Regions from separate parts of the Mus musculus genome. Here regions 1 and 3 are each linked to region 2. Evidence: chromatin loops called from intact Hi-C (ENCODE). Cell type or tissue: gastrocnemius. All regions are shown on one strand.

Region 1 (8,000 bases), 370 kb before region 2:
TGTATATAGGTTATGACTGTGTAGCTTGGTATTCTTGTGAGACTCCTAAAAGTAGGACGGGGCATCTCTCTTTTGCCTGCTCTTGGGACCCTTTTCCTCCTAGTAGTTTATTTTATCCAACCTTGATATGAGGGTTTGTGCCCAGACTTATTGTAACTTGTTATGCCAACTTGGCTAATAACCCTGGGAGGCTTGCCCTTTTTCTGAAAGAAAATGGAAGAGGAGTAAATTGAGAGGAGGGGCTAGAAGGAGTAAAGGGGGGTATTCAGAAAGGATGTAATCTATGAGAGAATATGAGAGAAAAATAAAAATAAATAAAAAATAGAGAGAGAGGTACCCTGGAAGTGCTAATCTTGGGAGAGCCAGACTGAGAGTAACATCAAAGGAAACACAGCTGACCATAGAGAGATAGACCAGGCAACATTTTGGTAGATGGATCTAACCAAGCCTACAACTATGGAAACCAAGTGCCTTCCTCTTTCACATTCTTAAACATGAAACATCGCATTAGTACACAGGCTATGAACTAGCACTGAGGCTGTCCAGCGCACTGAGGGAGGTTTAGTGCATGTCTAACTTCTGTCCGCTAGATATCAAAAGCAGATTACAGAACCCCTAAACTGTCAGAACCAAAAATGTCTCCAATCATTGCCACGTTTCCAGGGGGCAAAACTGATGACTGAAAACTACTACATTAGGGATCCACAGCCTGCAATTAATTAACTAATTAATTAATTTTTCCCATTTTCTAGACTACTCAACACTAGGAAATTTCAACTTCAGGTCTCCCTCAAGGTCTTCTCAGAAAAGGCAGCTATGAAGCAGAAAACCCAGGGTTTTAGAGAATGAATTATGTGGACACTCCCTCTTGCAAGGAAGAGGGATGGCAAGAATCAGGAAGCTCAAAACACTGAAGAGGCTCAGAAAGTTGTAAGACTCACTAGCCCCTCCCCAAGGTTTACATAAGTAGTTCAGCAATTGCTGAGGGTGAGGGGTCTCTTCAGTGGAATTGCCTGCAGGTTGAGCAGATAGCTCCAGGGATGCAACTTTCAGAAGTCATCACCCATGCTGAAGTGAGCTTAGGAGTGATGTAGTTGCCTCTGATGCATCAGCTTTCCTATAGGTAACACCATATAACTCAATTGTTTTACTAAGCTAAATTTTGGTGGAATCATTTCTTTGGCTTGTCATCAATGCCCTTATCTGGGGTGAATGTTAGCTCTCATTTTCCCAGGAAACATCACAACACAAAGTGCCTTGAGCATGGCAGGGGCCTTACATAATACTTCTCTGCATGTTGGCAGCAGAAGTCTCTCCTTTCCTCTCTTGCTCTTTTTTTCTCATCAGTTGTACCTGAAAAAGAAATCCAAAGACCAGCTAAGGATATTGGCTGTGCCAGAGACTAAGACTTGGGGGAAAGGGGAACACAACTCTTAAGGAAATAAAAGAACAAGTGTATTCAGGGACTGCCGAGACGGCTCAGTGGGTAAGAGTGCCTGCTGTTAAAAAGAGAGAGAGAACATGAGTTTGAATCTCCAGCACCCATGTTATAATAATAATAATAATAATAATGTCAGGCAGGCATGGTTGTACATGCCTGTAAACCCAGCATTATGGGATAGATACAGGTGGATCTATCTTAATGGTGACTGCTCTCCATAGAATGAGAAAATTTTACTGACATTTATTTTTTTTCACATTTTTATTCTTTGAGAGTTAAGTTTCGTTATCTGCCCCCTTCCCCTTTATATTACTGAAGATAGAACCCAGGCAGGGTCTGTTGCTGCTAGGAAAACACTGTACCACTAAGCTATATCTGAAGCCTTCCTTGGCTGCCAAATGCCAAAGGCCAGCTTCCCTTTCCAAATGTCCATCCTCACCCTGACAACTTCCCTCTGTCCTCCCTGTTCAAGTTTCTCTGCCTCTTCAACTCCATATACACTAAGCAACAAGACCTGACCCTCCCCTAAGTGTCTGCAGATCTCCAGTCTTATCCCATCCGTGCCCCTTCTGGCAGCCAAGCTCACCTTTTCCCTGGCTCCTGACACTCATCGCGCCAAGCTTCTCTAGTCTTCAAATCGGACCACTATCTGACCAATGACGTCACCTTGCTTTCATTACAAGCGTCCCATAACACCAAGCATCCCACACCGATTGATAGCAGGCGTCCAGGGTGAAACACCACACTCAAGCCTTCCTTTCCGGCCCCAGGCCGCCCCTCTTCTCTTGGCGCCACTAATTCTGATGGCCACGCCCACCGCCAGGCTTTCTCCCTAGTCACGCCCTTCCAAGCCGCCACCAGTCCTCCGCAGACACCAAAACTCCTGCGGCCTTGGTCAACCAGTCAATCAGTCAGCCAGTCAGCCAGTGGCTCTCCCTGTACACGGCTCCTTGCTGCCCTCTCTCCTGCGCCCTCGGTCGCCGCGACGTCCCCATTCCCGTTCCGCTGGCCGCACCCGGAACCTGCAAAGCTCACTGGCGACAAGCGCTCGGCACTCTCGCCGACCCCAGCCCCAAGCCCGTGCCCACGTCCCCACTTGCCTCTCCAAATCACTTTGCCGGACGCCGCCACACTCGCTCACTCGCTCGCTCGCTCGCTCAGAGACGCAAACCCGAAATCCCCAAATTCGCGCCACACAGATTTCGCGCGCACTTTGGCGGGAGGGGGCGGAGACGAGCAAGGGCGGGGGCCTGCGAGTAGCGCGTGCCGCAACTATCGCCCGGAGGCTGCTGGGAGTTGTAGTCTCTAGAGCGTGAGGCAGCCTAGAAATGGGACAGAGTGGGGAGAGGGAGGGGCGCTGTCCCGCACAGCATGCTGGGAAGCGGCCCCAAGCCTGTCCTCCCTGTGGATGAGCCGGTGAGCCTGCGAGGTCGTAAGGGTGACAGTCGGGGAGAAGAGAAGGGTTGGTGGAAAGCCACCTTGCCAGGCACTAGGGGAAGAAAGGCGGGATACCGCGCGGGGCATCCCGGGAGCAAGGGCCGGGCTGGGCTTGGGCGCGAGGCATTGTGGGAGGTGGACGCCGCTTTGGGTTGGGTAGGTGAGTTGAGGGGGAGGGGGCCGGAAGGGTGCACAGCTTTAGGAGTGGAGAAGCACCGCTATGTGGGATGGTCAGGCCGGGAGGAGCAGCGGAGAGACAGGTTGAGAGAGTCTCGAGAGGTGGGAACTGGATAAAAGGGGCTGTGCAAGGGACAAGAGGCTCAGCGGGACGTGGGGGCCCGGGGGAGCATTAGTAGTGAAGAAGCCCATCTGAGGACAAGGCGCCGTGTCCAAAACGAAGATACACATTGAGAATAGTAGCAATTTCTGGGAAGAGGGGACTGCAACTTGGCCCAGGAGGAGAATAAGTCTTAGGAGTATGGACCAAAGATGACTATTGGTGACACTTCTGAGTTGAATTTGCCACAAGTGGGCCACACCCCTGTAGGCGAATGATCCCTGACTGGACATGGGCAGCACATCTGGAGATAAGAGCATCTCTGGGAAGCAAAAAACACAGATCAAAGTAGCAGTTCAAGGCAGTCATATCTGAGGGGCAACAGCTGCACATTTGATACACCTAGGGAGAAGAAAGGTGTATGAGGATTATGACTGGGATGAGAGATTCATGCCTTAGCTATGAGAGTAGATATGAGTTACACTCAAATGTAGACTTGTGGGAAAGGGAGCTACAGATGAATGGGACTACTAGATATTATCACCAGGCATAGGACTCACATCTGGAAGAAGGAGAAATCTTAGCAAGAAGCTGGGAATACATTTGCAAAGATGCTCACAGCTGAGCTAAAGGCAAGATATGTAGAACTGATTCCATTTGTACCTAGAGGTCACATCTAAGGCAACTGGAACTAGGATTGAAATTGATTAAATGCCAACTGAATCTGGGAAGGCAACAGGTGAACCACAAAAATGGGATGGAGATTCCTATCTGGAAAGCAAACAATGAAACCACTTTGATTTGTCTGAGACGTACCTGAGGCAGCAGTAGCTGATAAGACAGTCTGATGATGAAATTGTGGTAACCCAGGTGGAGATGGGTCTGATGTCCAGCTCTTCTCCCCACTTCTACTCAAGGTCCCAGGATGGAGCTGACAGAGCCCTTACCGAGCGCAGCCGTGCAGAAGGAGGAACAGGAATTGTTGGATCGAACTTTCTTCTCTTGGGCTGAGTTCAGCCGCTTCTTCGACAAGTGGTGCCAGCAGCGACTGGTAGTCTTCTCGGTGAAGAGCTCCACACGTGTGGCACGAAGCCCCTGGGCCAACACGCCCCCACTCTACAGGCTTATCCACGTGCTCAAGTACAGCTACGTGCTGCTGGTGTGCAAGGATGTGCGCATGCCCAACAAGTCCACAGCGTGGTGCGTGAGCCTGAGCTGTGACCCTACAGGGGGAGGGGAGCAAGGGGTGAGCCAAACAGCTTCCAACCCACAGGTTTAATACCAGGGAGAGAAGCCCACTGATTCTGCCAAGTACAGAAAAGCCAGGCAGGACAGATTCAAGGAAGGATACTTACTGAGATGGAGTCTGAGCCAGGAAATAAATAAGACTCAATACAAAACAACCCAGACTTGATATACAGGGTTTAGTAGAGGCCATTGTAGAGAGTGAGAGGCATACTGAAACAAGCCAAAAGACAGGGGAGAATTGATTGTCCCCCAAATACCAGAGCCAGCTAGCGAAGTTGGTGGGCCAGGTCTTGCACATCTACAAAAAGCAGCCTGGAAGACTGAACTGTGAAGAAAGCCATAAGAAAGGAAGATATCTCCAGTCAGTGTAGAACCAGATCCTGTTCTGGGAGCTGGGGTTATTTTAGATTAAAATCTACCCATCTGGAACTTTCTGACTGACCAGAAGATTCGTGTTAAGAGTAAGTTTGTAGGTAGTTCCTGGCAAATGGGTAGTACCACCAAAGGGTTGGTAGATAGTTAAAAGAGAGCCACTTGGGACTAAGGAAGTCTTCCTTGAATATAGGACATGACAAAACCATGCTTCTATGTAGCAAATGGTCAGCTGCTGGAATTCCTTTAAGAGTTCTAGTTTCTGCCTTAATCTACTATTTACTGCATCATGCTCAGAGCTCCGCTGTTCTGTCCTGCCTCTCTAGTGGTCCCTGTGTATGTCTGAGAGAAAGTTTGAGAACTTTAGTTTGAAGCCATGGATAAGAGCAGAGTACTTAAGAATACAGGCTATGCCTTTGAGCTGCCAGATTCCAGCCCTACCGCTTACTGGAATAGGATACCATTGGGCAATGGGTTTCACACCTCAAACCTCAGCTTTCGCATCCCTGATATGGGGCTGTCACATGTATACTTGCTACTGAGGACCACTGTGAGGATATATGAGCATGCATAAGAAAGCATTTTACCCATGTCTGACATCCAGGGCAGCCAATTAAGTGATAGTTGTAGGGGCACAGACTCAGGACTGGTGTCAACCTATAATTATGGTCATGGAGAAGATAACATCACCTTCCTGGGCCTCAGTTTGCACATCTGGGAAGCAAACACAGAAGTATCTGTGTCATAGATTTTGAATAAATGAATTAGAACCTATTAATTATTTGGAAGGGCATCCAACATGGAGTAAGCACTCCATAGCTGTTCTTACCCCAAGTATATCGACATTTGTTGTGGGGGTATGCTCTGGTTCTTTCTTGTTCTTTATTGTAGAAGTGGAGCTTCAGAGGTCTAGCACCAGAGCAACAACTTCAACCATGTGTCCTCACACAACTGTCTAGTGAGTGAGCACTTGCAAAAGAGACAGGCCTAATCCAGAATCTGCCTTTGCTACCAGGACACAATTCAACATTTAACAACCATTTATTGAGTACTTCTTGTGTGCATGCTGGGTGTTTTGAGACCACAGTTGATTATCCCAGCTCTTGAACCACTGAGAATCTAATCTAAGAGACAATGACTAAAAGAATGGAAAGAAGGGAGGAGAAAGCGCAACATAGAGGAAGAAAGAAATTTCAAAGAGCCACATACAGTATTGAGAATCAAGTTGAGAGTGAAGATGGGAGGTGGAGAAAAGGAAAGTGGTCCACTCTACTTAAAATCTTTTTTTTAACATGTATTTATTTTGTGGGGAAAGAGGAGCATGTCACAGTCTAGGTGTGGAGGTCAGAGAACAACTCGAGGGAGTACATTCTGCCCTTTCTCCATGTGGGTACCAGAGATCCAACTCAGCCCCTTATCAGCAAGCACCTTTACCCACTGAGCTATCTTGTTCTTGAAATCTTAGGGGAAGTTCTAGAAGAGATGACAGTAAACAGGTCCTTGGAAAGTTTTTTTTAATATATTTATGCATGGACAGTTAAAACACACACACACACACACACACGGTGTTTACTATCTGTAGTTGTTGTCCCAGATGTTCTACAAATGCCAGGAAGAACAATTGAGCAGGGGTTCTATGGAATGAGAACAATGCCCTAAATTTGAGCCTGGTGACCCAGTAGACAGAGATTGGTTCCTTGGTGGAAAGCTCTGTGGTAGGGGGTTGGTGGCTAGTTTGGGGACAGTGACTTGAACATATTATTTCTAAGCTCTTGCACCTGCCCTACCTAGTTGCACAAAGCAGAGCCTCTCAGATGCCACAATCCAGGGACAGGCCATGGCTTAAAGTCTGCAGCAGGGAATGTCCAAACCGGGATCTGGCAAGGCTGAGCACTGGGGCTTTATCCTTGGAATACTGAAGAGTTCCAAAAGGCTGTAAGCAGAGTCAGGAAAATCTCACCCATGCTGGCATGGTCTAGAGGACAGGGTTGGTAGGCAAGGAGGAGGCTAAGTATCTGGGGAGTATTTGAAGTAACCAACTTTCCAGAGATTCAGTAGCCTCAAGTTGCGCTCTATATACCTCTAAATTTCCAACACTAGTGGCATTTCTCCTATCATTTTTCTCTGTAGAATAGTATTCCTTAACCCTTCCCAACATACTCCAGCCTTCAAAAACACAAAGTCTTTAAAATCTGCAAGATGAAGGGAAATTATGTCAAGCAAGTAAGATGGCTCAGTGAGTAAAGGTGCTTGTCACCAAGCCTGACCACCTCAGTTTGATCCCAGGGATCCAGATAGTAGAAGGAAGCAAATGATTCACACAAATTATCTTGTAAGCTCCATACTCACTCTAACACAATCTTTGTATTTGTTTTTATTTAACAATAAGCATGAGGGGAACACCAAACACATGAAAACCACATCCCTTTAGAAGAATGTTTTGTGAATATTGACTTCTTTTTGTTAAATGTTTTCTCACCCCTCTAACCACTGTTACATCATTTCATCTGTTCATCAAGCCTGGAAGAATAACAGTATTTCAGCCCCAGTTCCCAGGTGAGAAAATCAAGGCACGGGGTAGTTAAATGACCCACATACACTGTCCCAGCTCCTGTGGGAAAGCCAAGACTTGGACCCCACAGTCTTGATTACAAACATCATGCTTTTGATCTTTAACCTACCCTACCCCACTCATCTGAATTTCAGTCATGAATTGTCAGTGTAGGAATTAAGTGTTCCGGTGCCTAACAGTTCTGGGAATCAGCCCATTGGTCCAGTCAAGAAGGATGTTCAAAACATTTCATATGAGCAGTGAATATGTTTTGAAATGGAATGGAGAACATAGGATGCACACAGACATCCTTCACACTCTCACCTCAGTATGTGTTGAAATCTACCCTAGCCTGGAATTTATCAGTAAGGACTGACTTCATTAAGGAGACGATGCTGGTGATGTGATCTGAAGGAAGAGTAAGTCAAGTGAATATAAAAGGCAAACTATACGGATGAAAGAATGCTGGTGGCTGTAAGATAGAAAAAAACATGGATGATCCTGAGATTTCAAAAACATGGCAGGCAGGGCGTGGTGCTGGGTGATTTTGATGAAATGAGAAGGGATGCTGAATGTGTGGCCAGTTGTTTACGTGGGGTCCAACGAGTCACTCAGTATACACTTGTCTTTGGTATCTGTGCATTGATTCCAGAGCACCAGAGTCCACAGGTGCT
Region 2 (8,000 bases):
CATTTTTTTCCGTTTTAAAAATTATCTTTACTTATTTATTTGCTTCTAGGGAGGCATGTGTGGAGGGCAGAGGACTGCATCCTGGAGAGCTCTCTCCTTGCATTATGTAGGTTGGGGATTTAACTTAGGTTGTCAGGCTCAGCAACAAACATCTTAAAACAATTATCTTGCTGACCTCTTAGGGCTATTTGAATTCACTTAGAAGAACAGTCAAGTGGCTGGAGAGATGGCTCAGAGTTTAAGAGCACTGGCTGCTCTTCCAGAGGTCCAAATTTCAATTCCTAGCAATTACATGGTGTGGCTCATGAACATCTATAATGATATGTGGTGCCCTCTTCTGGCCTGCAGGCACACATTCAGGCAGAACACTGCATAATAAATAAGATCTTAAGAACATACATATACCCTACCCCATATTTACTTATGTTGGGTTTCAGACCCAGGACAAGGGGCTGGGATGCCTTAATAGGCAAAGAGGCAAAGAGGACCTGGCCTCCAAGTTCTTCCAGCATCCCTCAATCCCTACCTATTTAGGACATGGCTGGCACACCCCACATTCTTACCTGAACTTTCCAACCCCAGGGGCTAGGCTTCCTCTCCCCAAGAAGCTCTTCACTATATAATCCAGACATTTTGGCGCCCTCTCCTTTGTCTCCCTGCCTCGCACGATAACTTCCCTGGCCTCATTCCTTGGGACTGGTGAACCCACTGGAAAGCTGCCCCAGTAAACCGGCCTTTATACTTTTTAATTCTGTATGAATTGGCGTATTTCGTCCGCAGAGATAACAATTTATATTTTGGTTTTATTGAGACAGACCTATGAAGCCCAGTCCGGCCTCAAACTTCCTATGAAGCTGAGGCTGACCTTGAATTTCTGATTATTCTGCCTCCTCTTCCTAAGTGTGGGGTCAGGGGTTTGTGCACGGTAGGCAAGCATTCTACCAAGCAGCCTGGACCCCAGCTCCTCACTGGGTTTTCTAGCTCAGCACACTGCATTTATGGCTAGGTCTATCCTGTACATTCCAGGATGCTTAGCAGTATCTCTGGCCTCCATCTACAAAATACTAGTAGTGTTCCCTGCCCCACCACAGCTTCCAGTACCTCTAGACATGAACAACTGTACCCTAGAAAACAGAACTGTCCCCAGGTTGAGAACCACAGATTTACATAAATTTACTTACTTAGGAAAATGGGAATAGGCAATATTAAAAATGTAAGACTAGCCGGGCGTGGTGGTGCACGCCTTTAATCCCACCACTCGGGAGGCAGAGGCAGGTGGATTTCTGAGTTCGAGGCCAGCCTGGTCTACAACATGAGTTCCAGGACAGCCAGGGCTATACAGAGAAACCTTGTCTTGAAAAACCAAAAAAAAAAAAAAAAAAAAGTAAGACCAGCATTAAATACTGGAATCACAAACATAAATACCAGGACAACTGGGTGTGTGGCTTTCCTTGCTCAAAGGATTATTGGCAAATTGGCTTAGCAGGTAAATACTTAGTATGATGGCCTGAATTTGATAGTGTGAACTTACATGGTGGTAGGAGAGGATCAACTCCCACAAGTTTCTCCTACCTCCACAGGTGCTCTAGGGTTCTAGGGCCTATCGTGTGTGTGCCGCTACCTTCCACTAAATAAATATAAAATATAAAATAGAACAACGAACCCATAAATGAATGATTGGAGTCGGCCATGGATGCATACGTAGTCACAGGGCTTAGGAAGCTGTGGCAGGAGGATGATGAGTTTGAGGGTAGCATAAGATAAAGAGGGTTACTCTGTTTTAGAAACCCAGCAGGGGGGTGGGGAGGTAGGAGAGGAGAGGAGACAAAGCTCTTCCCCAAATGCTCCATGAGCAGTTTCCTGTTTGCCAGAGTGACAAAGTATAACAGATAAAAACAACACACAGAAGTCAGAATTCCAAAATGAGTCTTTACTAAGATGAAGACAGTGTGTGTTACTAGGGAAACGAATACAGATGCAAGGTGGTGTCTTCTAACCACCTGGCCTACTGACTTCAGCTTCTCCTTGTCTTATAGCTTTTTTTTTTTTTTTTGGTTTTTCGAGACAGTGTTTCTCGGTGTAGCCCTGGCTGTCCTGGCTGTCCTGGAACTCACTTTGTAGACCAGGCTGGCCTCGAACTCAGAAATCCGACTGCCTCTGCCTCCCAAGTGCTGGGATTAAAGGCGTGCACCACCACGCCCAGCATCTTATAGCTTTCAAAATGCTTTTTGTGTGTGTGTGATTTTTATTTTTATTTTAGAAAAGTTATTTATTTAATGCATGAGTGCTCTGTTGCATATACCTCAGCCTGCCTGAAGAGGCATCAGATCCCCCTATAGATGGTTGTGAGCCACCATGTGGTTGCTGGGAATTGAACTCATGACTTCTGGAAGAGCAGCCAGTGCTCTTAGCCATTAAGCCATCTCACCAGCCCTTATTTTATTTTATTTTAAGTTGGTGTGTATTTTTCTTGAATGTATGGATACCATATGCCTGCTTGATGCTCATAGAGGTATCATAAGTTGATAATGGATTCCTGTAACTGGAGTTATGAATGGTTGTGATCCACCATGAAGGTGTTGGAAAACATACCCATGCCCTCTGGAAAAGCAGCCAGTGCTTTTAACCACTGAGCCATCTCTTTAGGCCCAGCTCTCAATATTCTTAGCCAGTCTGGGCTATATGAGATCTTGTTTCAAAACAACAAAATCAGATGAAGGTAAAAATTATAGGATAGATGGAGGATGTTATGAAAACCAACAAAAGGCAGTTGGCTTGACCAGGTCATTCTATCCAAGACCAGGAGAATAGGTTTCACACCACGGGGCGAGGGTTGGTTCTTCTTCATGCAGGATGCACATATAGTTACCGAGTGAACTTTGATACTCAGTGGTCAATTCCACTTCTAGAGCCAGGATTTCACTAGCCTGGAGGGTGGCACACTCACTGGGACATTTTAGGGCTTTTCAATAGTCTTTCAACATGGGCTGGAGTGATGGCTCAGTGATTAAGAGCACTGACTGCTTTCAATTCTCAGCAACCACAAAGTGGCTCACAACCATCTGTAGTGGGATCTGATGCCCTCTTCTGGTGTGTCTGAAGACAGTGCAATGTACTCACACACATAAAATAAATAATTTTTTTTTTTTTTTTGAGTTTTTCGAGACAGGGTTTCTCTGTGTAGCCCTGGCTGTCCTGGAACTCACTCTGTAGACCAGGCTGGCCTCGAAATCAGAAATCCACCTGCCTCTGCCTCCCAAGTGCTCAAGTGCTGGGATTAAAGGAATGTGCCACCACTGCCTGGCAAAATAAATAAATCTTAAAAAAGAAAAAAAAAGTCTTTCAACGTTAACTTGAGCTTGGTGGGAGAGTGGTAGACCGTTTCTGCGGTTACTATCTCCTTACTAAGGAAGGTTAATAGCCCACTGGGGAGTGGGGGTGGGAGGTGCGTCTAACTCTGTTGCCATAACACAGGAGGGATGTAATAGTACTACGTTTCCCACGAGGCCTTGCGCTGTGCCCCTACCCCGCTTTTGGTCCCGTCCCAACACTTAAGAGACGGAGGGGAAAAGGATGTGTCCGCTTCTGGTTTCGAGCTGGAAGCCACCGATGAGAACGAGACATTCTGCCTAGTCCTGCAGCTCTGGTCTCCAAGACGGAGTCCTTCAGGCCCTTAATGGTGCTGCCATTCCTTCCCGGACCGTAAGATTAGGGAAGAGATAAGAAACAGCACACTTCCGGTTCCTGCCTTTCCCTACAGTTCTGCAGCGTTTTCTCTTTGCCTATCTAGTTCCGTGCAGATCTGACGCCTTCCTGGATCCTATAGTGGCTGGGAGACTGAAACTCATGAAGGGAGCCCAACCTATTACCAGTCATGGTAGTCTAAGGCTCTTAGAGCCGAGCACACTTCTTGGCGTACGCCGGGACATTACCCACTTTCCAGGCCTTTGTAACTTGCTGTTTCCCTTTCCAGTCGGCTTAAGGCATTTTCTGTCTGCTTCAATGTCCTCACCTCAAAGAGGCTGGAGGAACCTATTGCCTCCCTCCCTGAAAGTTCTAGAGCTAGTCTCAGGAACATGTCCTTCAGGTCATTTCTTTCTTAAATGTTTCTTGGCTGCTTTTCCCATAAGGGTAGCGTCTGACACTGTAGCTCCAAGTGTCCATTGAGAGACAATGAAGACACACACACATGTGCAGAAGGGACTCGCGCCTGCACAAAAAGGACAGCCGTATCCTGTCCTACATAGCCCCCATAGCCAGCCTAGGCTGAAGCTTGGGAACAGTCAGTAGGGGTGAAGATGGCCCGTGACCAGACAGGTGGGGTAGCCTTGGACTAGGCAATTTTGTGTAAACCACCAACCTATTGTGGTGCTTCTGCTCTACAGATAGACTCAAGGGCTTGATAGCAGGTTTCCTTCCGTGCTTGCCTGCAGCTAATTTTCAAGCCCTGTGTAAAAACAGCTACAGACCAGCGCCCCCTAGTGTTATCACCCTTTGTGAAAAGTTGGGTCTTCACCTTACTGCTAGAGCTCCTGTAGGTCTAAATGTATGGATTCCTCAGCCCACAGGGGCAGGTGGCATTGTATGGAACAGGCAATCTTAGGTATTGAGATTTCTCAGTCCTCCAATGTAGCCTGTGTTACAGCTCTTGGTGCTGGGTCTGACAGCCTTGGAACTAAAGGCTTCATAGCTGTTATAGAGATCAGAGCCCAGTAGGTGCCAGTGAGTCTGGCTTGACCTTCTGTGAAAAGGAGATCCGTGAGTCTGAACTTTGTGTTTACACATTGTTTCCAAACTGCCTCATGGCACAGCTGCACCACAGATACAGGAATCTGCAGCCCTACAAACTGGGGAAGGTTCTTAGTCCTATCTAAATACTCTTCATCTGGCACCTCTGGAACAGCCCTATGTTTGGCCTGCCTGCAATGTGAACCTTTGCTTGGAGGACTCCCTCCACTGGCAACACAGAAGGAAATGCAGATGTTGGAGAAGCCCAATTGGTATGCAGTCCCTGCCCATGTGGTAGGATTTTATTACTTTTTATTGAAATATTCCAATCTGCAGTTATCCTGGGGGTGGGAGTGGGGTCTGTTTGTGTAGTCAATGAGGTGAAGCCACAAGAGGAGACATGGAAGGCTCAGGAAAACAAAATGTATTAAGCTAATGGATGTAAATATAGTAGCTCACGTATATTCATGACTGAAAAGAAAACCTTGTGAAGTCAGGAGGCCCAGGAGCCAGGGGATTGTCTTTCTGAGGGAAAGGAAAGCAAAGTTAACAGGTTGAGTTTAGGACTGGCAGAGTGCTGGCATCCTCTAAATCCGTGGTACCCAGGGCTACAGGCCCTGAGGCAAGGAAGGCTCAGTATAGCAATGTTTTGTTTTGACCACTGAAGCTGGACTTACATGGGCACAGGGGCTCTTCCATAAATGTCTCTATGAAGGAAACGTGGGGTGGAGGACAGTGACTACCTAAGGGAGGTATTGGTCACACTCACCCTAGAGATATTGGGAAGGGTTAGCTGTGCACTGTGTCCACAGCATAAGATACTTTGGGAGCATTGGCCTATGCATTGTTTAAGAAGTGTAAGCACAATGACATGGTAAAGAGGTTTAAGATAGTTAATAATGGGGTACCCCAGAAGCAAGAGTGTGTCAGGCAAAATAAGGCCAGGTCAAAGTGTTTAGGGAAGCTTTTCAAGGACATCTGAGACATCATAGAGGAAAGAAGGCACACAGGTGGGGGATGTATGGCTGACATGTGGAAGGTGAAGGCTACAAGGAGTGGAAGAGGCAAGAGGAAGCCAGGTCTGGAGCAAACATAAGACAACAGACAAGGAGTGTAGTTTGCCCAACAGGCAGACCAGTACTTTGAAATCACTTTCACACACTGTGCTCAAAGACAGATGACAACATTCCTTTGACAACATTTCAGGATACCTAGAGTAATTGCTTGGACCAAAATGACATATATCCTGACATGCTTGTTTGTTGAAGAGGTGACTCACTGACAACATATTGTGTCATGGAATGATTCACTGTGATCTGGGTAGCAGAAAGAGATGCGCCAGGAAGAAAGTGGGTGGGGATGGAATGAAGGCAGGAAGAGGTGAGAAAGGAGAGCCCTGATAAAAATCCAGTGGGAGGCCCAAGGTGAGCTCACAGGAGGTGATACTGCAGGAGGGGCTAGATTAGAGATGAGCCTGCGGTGAATCCACAGGGCTGGAGCCTGAGATGTGGAAGGAAGACGTGGGAGGAGAAGACAGACACTGTGGATTAAAGCAGGGAGAACATGAGAGGGATAGCATGGAGAGGCAGCCTCCCAAGTCTGTCTTGGAGTTAGGCATAAAGTAATATTGTGGGGAAGCAGGTACGAAGGCACAGAGTGGGCCATTCTAGGCTGACCAGCAAGGAACCGGCAAGAACAGTAACTATGTGAGAACCTGAAGCTTGGGGTCTTCCTGCCTCGAGGATCTTGGGGCATCTGAGCCTGGAAAGACACCTGGCTTTACTTGCTCTGGTTCCAAGAAATAATGCAGATCATCAGTTTAGTATCTTCTCTCTGGGACCAGCCTGAGTGGGATACAGAGGGCAGTAGGAAGCTTCTAGAAGCTTCACCAATTGGTCTGAATCCGTGTTCATTAGGGGATTTCCTCTGGGACCTCAAATGTAGAGGTGTTCCCAGATAACCCCTTAGACACTGGGTAGCACAATTATCAGATTTCTTAGATGTCAATCCTCTCAGGGAGGCTGTGCTGTACTCTAAGGGGTGCTTCGAGTCACGGTGATATGGATCTTTAGGTGCACCATGAGAGCTGAGCTGCGGCTAAAAGCTTTCCCACAGTCACTGCATTTATAAGGCTTTTCACCTGTGTGAGTGCGCTGGTGCTCAATGAGGGAGGAGCTTTGTGCGAAGGCCTTCGGGCAGTCCTTACATTGATAAGGCTTCTCTCCAGAGTGGACTCTCAGGTGCCGGACCAGAGCTGAACAGTCACTGAAGGCTTTCCCACACACATCACACCTGTAGGGCTTCTCCCCGGTGTGGATGCGCTGGTGCTGTGTCAGGTGGGTGCTCTGGCTGAAGGCTTTGCCGCAAGTATCACACTCGTAGGGCCGCTCGCCTGTGTGTACTCGCTGGTGCTGCGTGAGGTGGGTGCTGCGGCTGAAGGTTTTACCACATTCCTCACATTTATAAGGCTTCTCCCCAGTATGAATCCTCAGGTGCTGTGTCAGGTGGGCAACGCGACTGAAGGCTTTACCACACTCTTTACACGCATGGGGCTTTGCTCCTGTGTGAACAACCTGGTGTTGGACAAGGTGGGTGCTCCGACTGAATACCTTCCCACACTCAGTACAGGCATAGGGCGTCTTCTGAGAGTGGCTCTTCTGGTGGGCCTCCAGAGCTGAAGTGTTCTGGAATGTTTTCAAACATTCACTATCCTTGGAGGATTTCTTCTCTGAGCAAGTATCTGGAGGCACTGTCTCATTATCAAGTAATGGGCCAAATTTCTCCTCTGAAGAAGCCTTGTCTTGGGAAGGGAAGTTGGGCCACATGTTGGAACCGTTTCCTGAGGTGTTAGACTCATGGCCAGGCTGGTCTTTGGGGGCATCCATGTGAGGCCCCAGAGCTTTTCTGAAATCCATCTCTTGGGCAGTAGACTTCATCCAGAGTGCTCCTAGGAATTCTGGCTGGCTCTCTGAGTGGCTCTCAGGTTTACAAGTGTGGGCAAGGGTAGATTTTGGCAAAACGCTTCCCATGACAGTTTCAGTCGCCATTTTTGGTGGCTCCAATTCATCTGTATTGCTCTGTTTGCAACTTGCCTCTTCACGTTCCACTCCTGGCTCCCATCCTGGAATTAAATCAAAAAGCACTCTGTTATTTTTTTCACCATGGATCACCACATAAGCCTCTTCATCTGCTTCAGGCCCAGCTCATTTACTCTGAAAGGGAAGATGTGGATCACTCTTCTCTCATGGCCTCATTTCCAAAAGGAAGTTTCC
Region 3 (8,000 bases), 83 kb before region 2:
CTTTTAATTCTCCTTTTTATTTTTTAAACTTTCTTTCTTTCTTTTTATTTATTTATTTCGAGACAGGGTTTCTCTGTGTAGCCCTGGCTGTCCTGGAACTCTCTCTGTAGACCAGGCCGGTCTCAAATCACAGAGATCTGCCTGCCTCTGCCTTCGGAGTGCTGGGATTAAAGGTGTGTGCCACCATCACCTGGCATTATAGGGTTCTTTACCTAGGAACAAGAAAGCTTTTCTCCGGGATCTGCTTTTCAGTCTCTGGGTCTCCTTGACTTTGGAAGAAGGTAAAATTTGCCTCTTTTCTCCTCTGATGGCTCCTGTAGACCTCCAGGAGAACCTGGAAGAAGTCCTTCCCAAGCTGCTAGCTGAGAACATTCACTGCTTCTACCTTGGCCACAGCTCACCCACCCCGGGAGTAGAGGCTCTGGGAGCTTCCCTGGATGCTGCACCTTCTGACCCAGTACCTGCCAGCCTTCGAGCTACGATTAAGTGGAAATCTCCTGCCATATTCATCTTTACTTCAGGGACCACTGGTGAGGATGGATGCCTGTGGTCCTGCTCCCACCCTCCACACTGATCTTGACCCCACTCACCTTGCACCATGCCTTCAGTTTGTCCTCTGACACCCAACTCTGCCCTCCATCTGGACCTCTGCCTTTGACTCTGACCTCTAGTGTGGCTCTATTTTGTTTGGATTTATTACTCCCAGCTCTGAAAACCAACCAGAGAGTGGGACTTGGTGCTGTTTACATACAAATCCCAGTACACAGAAGGTTAAGAGACAGGAGGATCTAGAGTTCAAAGTCTGCTCATTTCAGTGGAGCATATACTAAGATTGGACCAATACACAAATAAGCATATCCCTGGTGCATGTAATATAGGAAAATTCACAAAGCATTCCATTCCAGGTCTTTAAAATGGAATAAATGTTCAAGCTGGGCATGGTAGCCAATGCCTGTAACTCCAGCACTTAAGCAGAGGCAGATGGCTCTCTGAGTTTGAGGTCAGCATAACTTCAGTTAACAAGAACAATTAGCACAGAAGCTAAAAAGCAAAGATTACTACAATTTAGAGACTTTCTTAGAATTATGGACTTTGACGGATTAGATCTTTGTCTAAGTTCTAGCAGGTGGTACTGTCTACATGCTGAGTTTTACAGCCTGAAAGGTATTTCCATCATGGAGTCAGCTGTGCTAAGGTCTCAGGTTCTACTAAGGTCTAGGGCTCTGCTACAGGAAGAAAGGGAGGAAGGAAGGAAGGAAGGAAGGAAGGAAGGAAGGAAGGAAGGAAGGGAGGAAGGGAGGGAGGGAAGAAGGAAAGGAGAAAGGAAGGATGAATAGATTGAAGGTCAGTCTGAATTACATAGTGAGTCCAGGCTAGCTTGAGGCACAGAGAGAGCTCTTGTCTCAAAAACAAACAAAACAAAACACACAGAAAAAAAACCAAAACAAAACCACACTCAGCCACAAATTTTCATGCTTTACTGTTATTTGTTTTTGGTCTTTTGAGACAGTCTTGCTCTAGCAGTCCTAACTGGCTTTGAACTCTCTATATAGGTACCTCATCCTCTTGAGTGCATTATAGATTTGCATCACATTACCTAGAAAATCTCCATTCTTGCTCCCCTCTCAGAGGTTCAAACCCAGGCTGATCTGACTGTGGAGACCCACCCTGCAGTTGTAGTCTCTCTTCCTACCCAACCTTTATTGCTCTCTCATCGTCTAGGACTCCCAAAGCCAGCCATCTTATCACATGAGCGGGTCATACAAGTGAGCAACGTGCTGTCCTTCTGTGGATGCAGAGCTGATGATGTGGTCTATGACGTCCTACCTCTGTACCATACGATAGGGCTTGTCCTTGGATTCCTTGGCTGCTTACAAGTTGGTAAGTCCTTCAAGGATCTCTCTAGTGCACAGGACCACAGTGGGCATTAGTGTGAGGCAATCAAAAGGACAAGATTCTATTCTCTGTACCTTGGGTTTGTTTTCCCCACTCCAGATTTTGGGCCATGTTGCTTGGTATACAGCCTATGGTGGCCTCAAACCTCTGGTCATCCTGATTATACCTTCCAAGAGCTGAACTACAGATCTGAACCACCATGCCCAGTTTTAGATACTTCATTCACTTATTTTCCTAAAAAGACGGGGTCTCACTATGTAGCCATGTCTGGCACAGAATGCAATTTGTAGACTGGGCTGGTTCCCCAGAAATCCACTGGCCTCTAACTCTGGAGTGTTGTGATTGAAGGCATGTACCACCATGCCTGGCTAGATGCTGATTTTTTTTTTTTTTTTTTTTTTTTTTTTTAGACAGGGTTTCTCTGTGTAGCCCTGTCTGGCCTGGACTCACTCTGTAGACCAGGCTGGCCTTGAACTCAGAAATCTGCCTGCCTCTGCCTCCCAAGTGCTGGGATTAAAGGTGTGCATCACCACTGCCCAGCGCATTTCTTGTTAGATCAAAAGTGTCATTGCTTTTTTTTTTGGTTTTGTTTTTTGTTTTTTTGTTTTTTCCAGACAGGGTTTCTCTGTGTAGTCCTGGCTGTCCTGGAGCTCACTTTGTAGACCAGGCTGGCCTCAAGCTCAGAGATCCACCTGCCTCTGCCTCCCAAGTGCTGGGATTAAAGGCGTGTGCCACCACCGCCCGGCAATGTCATTGTTTTTTACTGGCGACTAATATCCATGAACTCAATACAACACTAAGAAGACAGAAGCTGGAGAACCACTGCAGTTCAAGTTCAGCCTGATCTATATACATACCAAGGTCTAAATCAACCATGGCTGGTAACTCAGTAGTTAAGATCACTTGCTGTTCTTGTAGTGAACTCAGGTTTGGTTCCTGGCACCAATATCACAGGACCCCCCAATCACCTGTCACTCTAGCTCTAGGAAGTCTGACTCCTTCTTCTGACTTCTACCTTGTATAATACACACACACACACACACACACACACACACACACAGCCATGCCGATATACACATCAAAAAGAAATAAACAAATCTTTCATAAAAAATCAAAATAGAACAAAAATAAAATGTCTTCTAGAAGCTAGTATAGTTTATTTATTGTGTAGGATTGGGGATGGAGCCTAGGACCTTGTACATGCTAGGACCCCCTCTAGTGAATTCAGGACAAGTGCTCTACTAATGAGTCACACCCCCCAACCCCTCTCTGGGAGATTTTAGGAAAAAGCTTTACAACTGAGCCAAACTCATAGCACCTAACTGGTGAATTTGAATTTGCATTTGAAATACCACAACCAGGTAATCACATAGCTTCTCACGGCAACATGGAACATTATCATCTTTTTTTTTTTCCCCGTACCAGGAGCCACCTGTGTCCTGGCCCCCAAGTTCTCTGCCTCCCGATTCTGGGCTGAGTGCCGGCAGCATGGCGTAACAGTGATCTTGTATGTGGGTGAAATCCTGCGGTACTTGTGTAACGTCCCTGAGGTAAGGCTCTAAAATGAACTCTCCAAAGTGAAACTCATAGGTCTGCAGCCCCAGATGACTTCTCAAAGTTATCATCAGATAAAGACTTTGGTAAGGAGTGAAGACATTGATTCAGAAATAGAACATAGGCCTAGCACGTGCGAGACCCGACATCAGAGACAGAAAGACTCAGCTATAGGTCTCAAGCAAGCTCACTTCTTGGTTACACAGAAAGTTGAATGCTAGCCTGGGCTACCCTGAGACTACATCAAAACAGAGCCTCATAGGACAAGTCCCAAACACTTTCCACATTTTCTGGTAGGCTGCTTTGATGGTTAGTCACCTGGGCTCGTGTGTGTTAGATTCCTTTAGTTGTAAAATACAAAAACAACCTAAGGAATAAAAGTTTTGTTTAGCTCACAATTCTTGGCTGCAATGCCTCACTGTAGCGAAGTCAGGGGAGCAGGAATTTAAAGAAGCTTCGCCTACCACATCCACAATCAACAGCCTCAAGTAATCAATTAATGCATGCATGCTAATACCCACTTTGATGTTTTTCCTTCCCTCAGTTCAGCCTATAAAATTACACCACCCACATCTACGGTGGGTCTCCCAAAGTCAGTCTGTCACAGGTATGCCACAGGCCAATCCAACCTACACAATCTTTACACATCCACAGGTGACTCTAGAATGTGCCAAGATGTCAAACTGTCACAAAGGTAACCTGTACCTTGTCCAGTGTCAGTGGCTTCGTTTAGAAAACATAGAAAAGAACAGTCCCACCCTGGACCTTACCAAACCCTGGATCTCAGTTTACAAATACAACTATGAATAATAAATATTGGGGGAAGAAAAGAATAGCGCCTACCTGAAGGGGGCGCTGTAAACATGAAATGAAGTACCTTGAACAATGTGGCTCAGGATAAACACACTAGATGTGAGATGTTCTTATTCTTATAGTGCAGTGAGCTGTGGTCCCTAGGAAACTGTCTCTAGGCAATACAACACCTCCCCTAGTCTTTCCCTACCCCTTCAGTTTCAAATTAAAAGCCCTGTGAAACTCCTTCCCAGGAAAGTGCATTCCATTAGGTATCAGTTCAAGTAATGCCCAGGTTCACCTATAGAATGAAAGTCACCACTCAACAGAAATGTTTATAGATAATGCCTCCAAGAAAGAACTCTCATACCCCAGGAAGTGTCAGATGATCAGAAGTTTGCCTGACATTAAGGTCATATTGGTTTGTCATCCTGGCACATCGAGAGAGGTCACCCATGAAGAGTCTCAATGAAAGATTGTGTAGGTTAGATTAGCCAGTGGCATGCATGTGAGAGATTGACTTTGGATGTAGGTATGGGTGGTATAATTGTATATGGCCTGGATACTCCAGTTCTCCCTAGCTACGTAACTCTGCAGATAAAAGCTACTTCAAGCTGGGCATGGTGGCACACGCCTTTAATCCCAGCACTCGGGAGGCAGAGGCAGGCAGATTTCTGAGTTCGAGGCCAGCCTGGTCTACAAAGTGAGTTCCAGGACAGCCAGGGCTACCCTGTCTTGAAAAACCTAAAATCAAAAGAAAACAAAACAAAACAAAAAACGATGTCAAGCAACTTTCTCTAGGCAAAACTTCCCTACAATGTCTGCAGGGATACTGTAGATAAAGACTCCAGTCTTTTTTTTTTTTTTTTTTTTTTTTTTTTTTTTTTCTTTTTTAAGATAGGGTTCTATAGTCCAAACTGGCCAAGTGGCTCATTTTGAGATTCAACTAATAATCCTCCTACCTTGGCTTCCTAAGTGCAGGGATTATAGGCTTGCCTAGCACCCATGCCTAACCATTCTTAAATACCTCAGGTAGAGTCCCTAAGTATAGGTCTCTCCACCACTTCCCAGGTAATTCCAAATTAACACCTAAACTACCTTCTTCAGAAAGAGTTCCTAGCCATACCCTACACCCACCCCAGGCCCCACCTTCTGACACTTCTTGGGATGTCCCTGCAGCAACCAGAAGACAAGATACATACAGTGCGCTTGGCCATGGGCAATGGACTTCGGGCAAATGTGTGGAAAAACTTCCAGCAACGCTTTGGTCCCATTCGGATCTGGGAATTCTACGGATCCACAGAGGGCAATGTGGGCTTAATGAACTATGTGGGCCACTGCGGGGCTGTGGGAAGGACCAGCTGCATCCTTCGAGTGAGTCAGTGGGACTCCCCAGTGTGATGGTGGTCCTGAGGCTGAGCCCCTGGTACCTTTGCCAATGTTTCCCACCCTCTTTCCCAGATGCTGACTCCCTTTGAGCTTGTACAGTTCGACATAGAGACAGCAGAGCCTCTGAGGGACAAACAGGGTTTTTGCATTCCTGTGGAGCCAGGTAAGGAAGTCAGGAAGCCTGCTTTGGATGTGCGAGGGGTTTGTGAGCTAAACTTTCACTTCCTTGGCTGGAACGAGCTGCCCAAAGTCCTTTTTAAATTTTTCTTTTCTTCTTCTTCTTCTTCTTCTTCCTCTTCTTCTTCCTCTTCTTCTTCCCCTTCTTCTTCCCCTTCTTCTTCCCCTTCCCCTTCCCCTTCTTCTTCCCCTTCCCCTTCTTCTTCATCTTCAGATTTTTGGTATAATATCTCATATAGCCCAAGCTGGTCTTAATCCTCCTGCCTCCAATTCCCAAATGCTAGGATTATAGGAGTGTGCCACCACCCTGGGGTCCAAAATCTTAATATTGGTGATACTTTGATATGTGGTGGTGTCTTCAACCTTCACCTTGAACTTTAAGCCTATCTGACCATCACCTGGGGACCTCTGCCTTGGAGGATTTTGGCTCTCCCCGAGTCCCATTTCAAATCTTATTTCAATCAATTCTAGTCTACTGCATTGATATGTGTCTGTTGGTTTTCTTGAGCTTTTTATAGGGGCCACAAGCTCCTAGACAGCAGCCCTTTCCTTCTCTCCTGGAGATTTTGCAAGGGCACAGGAATGGCTTTCTTCCAACCCCCACTTGCCAGCTCCTTATCCTTGCTTTGTTTTCTCATGAACATCTGGATGCTACTACTTTCTCTCTCTTTCAGAACTATTTGATTTCCTGAGTTTCTCTGTCCTCTTCTTGGTGTCTTGGTTTCTCTTGCCTTAAGTCTGAGTGTCTCCCATCAACGTTATCTTTAAAATTTTATTTTATGTACATGAGTGTTTGCCTGCATTTATGTGTGTGCACCAGGTGTATGCTTGGTGCCTGAGGAAGGCAGAAGAGGGTGTTGAATGCCCTAGAAGTAGAACTACAGGTCATTGTGGATGGTGGGAACTGAATTTTAAATCTTCTGGAACAACAGCTGGTGTTCTTTTTTTTTCCCCCCCTTTTTTTCTTTTTTCAAAGATGAGTACATTGTAGCTGTCTTCAGTCAGATCTCATTAGGGATGGTTGTGAGCCACCATGTGGTTGCTGGGATTTGAACTCAGGACCTCTGGAAGAGTAGTCAGTGCTCTTACCCGCTGAGCCATCTCACCAGCCCGCAGCTGGTGTTCTATCTCTCCATCTTTATCAGGACATCTTAGCTCTACCATTGGCTGGGTGAAGAGTTCAGAGTGAGAAACCTCTAGCAGGAGGGCTGCCTCAAGAGCTGGTGGGGTTTTTGTTGTTGTTGTTTTTTTTTTTTTTTTTTTTCTCGAGACAGGGTTTCTCTGTATAGCCCTGGCTGTCCTGGACCGGGCTGACCTTGAACTCAGAAATCCGCCTGCCTCTGCCTCCCAAGTGCTGGGACCTGATGGGTTCTTATTTAGGACTTATTTTCGATCTTCAGGAAAGCCAGGACTTCTTTTGACCAAGGTTCGAAAGAACCAACCCTTCCTGGGCTACCGTGGTTCCCAGGCCGAGTCCAATCGGAAACTTGTTGCGAATGTACGACGCGTAGGAGACCTGTACTTCAACACTGGGGACGTGCTGACCTTGGACCAGGAAGGCTTCTTCTACTTTCAAGACCGCCTTGGTGACACCTTCCGGTCAGGCATGGGTGGACTGGGAGGGCGGGGTTTCTGGGGTGTCCTACCTCCTTAGAGACTGATGGGCCCCTCTCTTCTCAGGGGTGAAGCATGCTCTTTCTAGGGCCTGTCCCCTTTCCCTGAGTGTGGCTTCTATTCCCAGGGACAGAACATTTTTTCCTGGGCCTGGGATCTCTTTTGGGGAGGATAGCATCCCTCGCAGGGGGCGGAGCATTCCTATCCTAGGACGTGGCTTCTCTCCTTCAGGTGGAAGGGCGAAAACGTATCTACTGGAGAGGTGGAGTGTGTTTTGTCTAGCCTAGACTTCCTAGAGGAAGTCAATGTCTATGGTGTGCCTGTGCCAGGTATGGAGAGTTCACCTGACTTTATTCATCTTGCATCTTTGTGTGTGGAGGGTTTGTCATTACAGAGAGATTAAAAGTTATGTCCAGTTGCATAGGCAGTAAGTGAGCAGAGATAACCAGCTCAGAGTGACCAGTGTTCTTTCCAGGGTGTGAGGGTAAGGTTGGCATGGCTGCTGTGAAACTGGCTCCTGGGAAGACTTTTGATGGGCAGAAGCTATACCAGCATGTCCGCTCCTGGCTCCCTGCCTA

Evidence for each region. A loop is a pair of places that touch in the nucleus more often than their neighbours do. Peaks named below come from ENCODE experiments on the same cell type or tissue, not always from the same donor. Only the 100,000 strongest peaks of a DNase experiment are listed, where the experiment ranks them.
Region 1: a loop joins it to region 2, with 3 times the contacts of the local background. A loop is called at or near these places in 7 of 42 quality-filtered maps.
Region 3: a loop joins it to region 2, with 2.6 times the contacts of the local background. A loop is called at or near these places in 16 of 42 quality-filtered maps.

The regions. Positions count from the first base shown.
Region 1 is chr7:13,273,501-13,281,500 of GRCm38, reverse strand. It overlaps Zswim9 (zinc finger SWIM-type containing 9), which reads left to right and starts at 2,780. Exons shown (of 5, transcript NM_177312.4): 1 at 2,780-2,857; 2 at 4,073-4,355. The coding sequence starts at 4,081. It overlaps Lig1 (ligase I, DNA, ATP-dependent), which reads right to left and starts at 2,675. Exons shown (of 29, transcript NM_010715.3): 1 at 2,542-2,675; 2 at 1,280-1,353. The coding sequence starts at 1,296. In gastrocnemius, no CTCF peak of the experiment used is centred here; DNase peaks (open chromatin) are centred at 2,742, 2,973 and 4,243; H3K4me3 peaks cover 1,796 bases; H3K27ac peaks cover 1,235 bases.
Region 2 is chr7:12,906,083-12,914,082 of GRCm38, reverse strand. Zscan22 (zinc finger and SCAN domain containing 22) reads right to left here. Exons shown (of 3, transcript NM_001290436.1): 3 at 5,000-7,849. The coding sequence ends at 6,762. Among named protein-coding and RNA genes, the nearest start is that of Rps5, 12 kb to the left of the region's middle. In gastrocnemius, CTCF peaks have their summits at 333 (motif pointing left) and 4,476 (motif pointing left); DNase peaks (open chromatin) are centred at 3,549 and 4,467; H3K4me3 peaks cover 1,391 bases; H3K27ac peaks cover 1,362 bases.
Region 3 is chr7:12,988,761-12,996,760 of GRCm38, reverse strand. Slc27a5 (solute carrier family 27 (fatty acid transporter), member 5) reads left to right here. Exons shown (of 10, transcript NM_009512.2): 2 at 321-530; 3 at 1,723-1,881; 4 at 3,322-3,446; 5 at 5,422-5,616; 6 at 5,704-5,794; 7 at 7,209-7,407; 8 at 7,654-7,751; 9 at 7,898-8,000. Among named protein-coding and RNA genes, the nearest start is that of Slc27a5, 5.4 kb to the left of the region's middle. In gastrocnemius, a CTCF peak has its summit at 4,300 (motif pointing right); no DNase peak of the experiment used is centred here.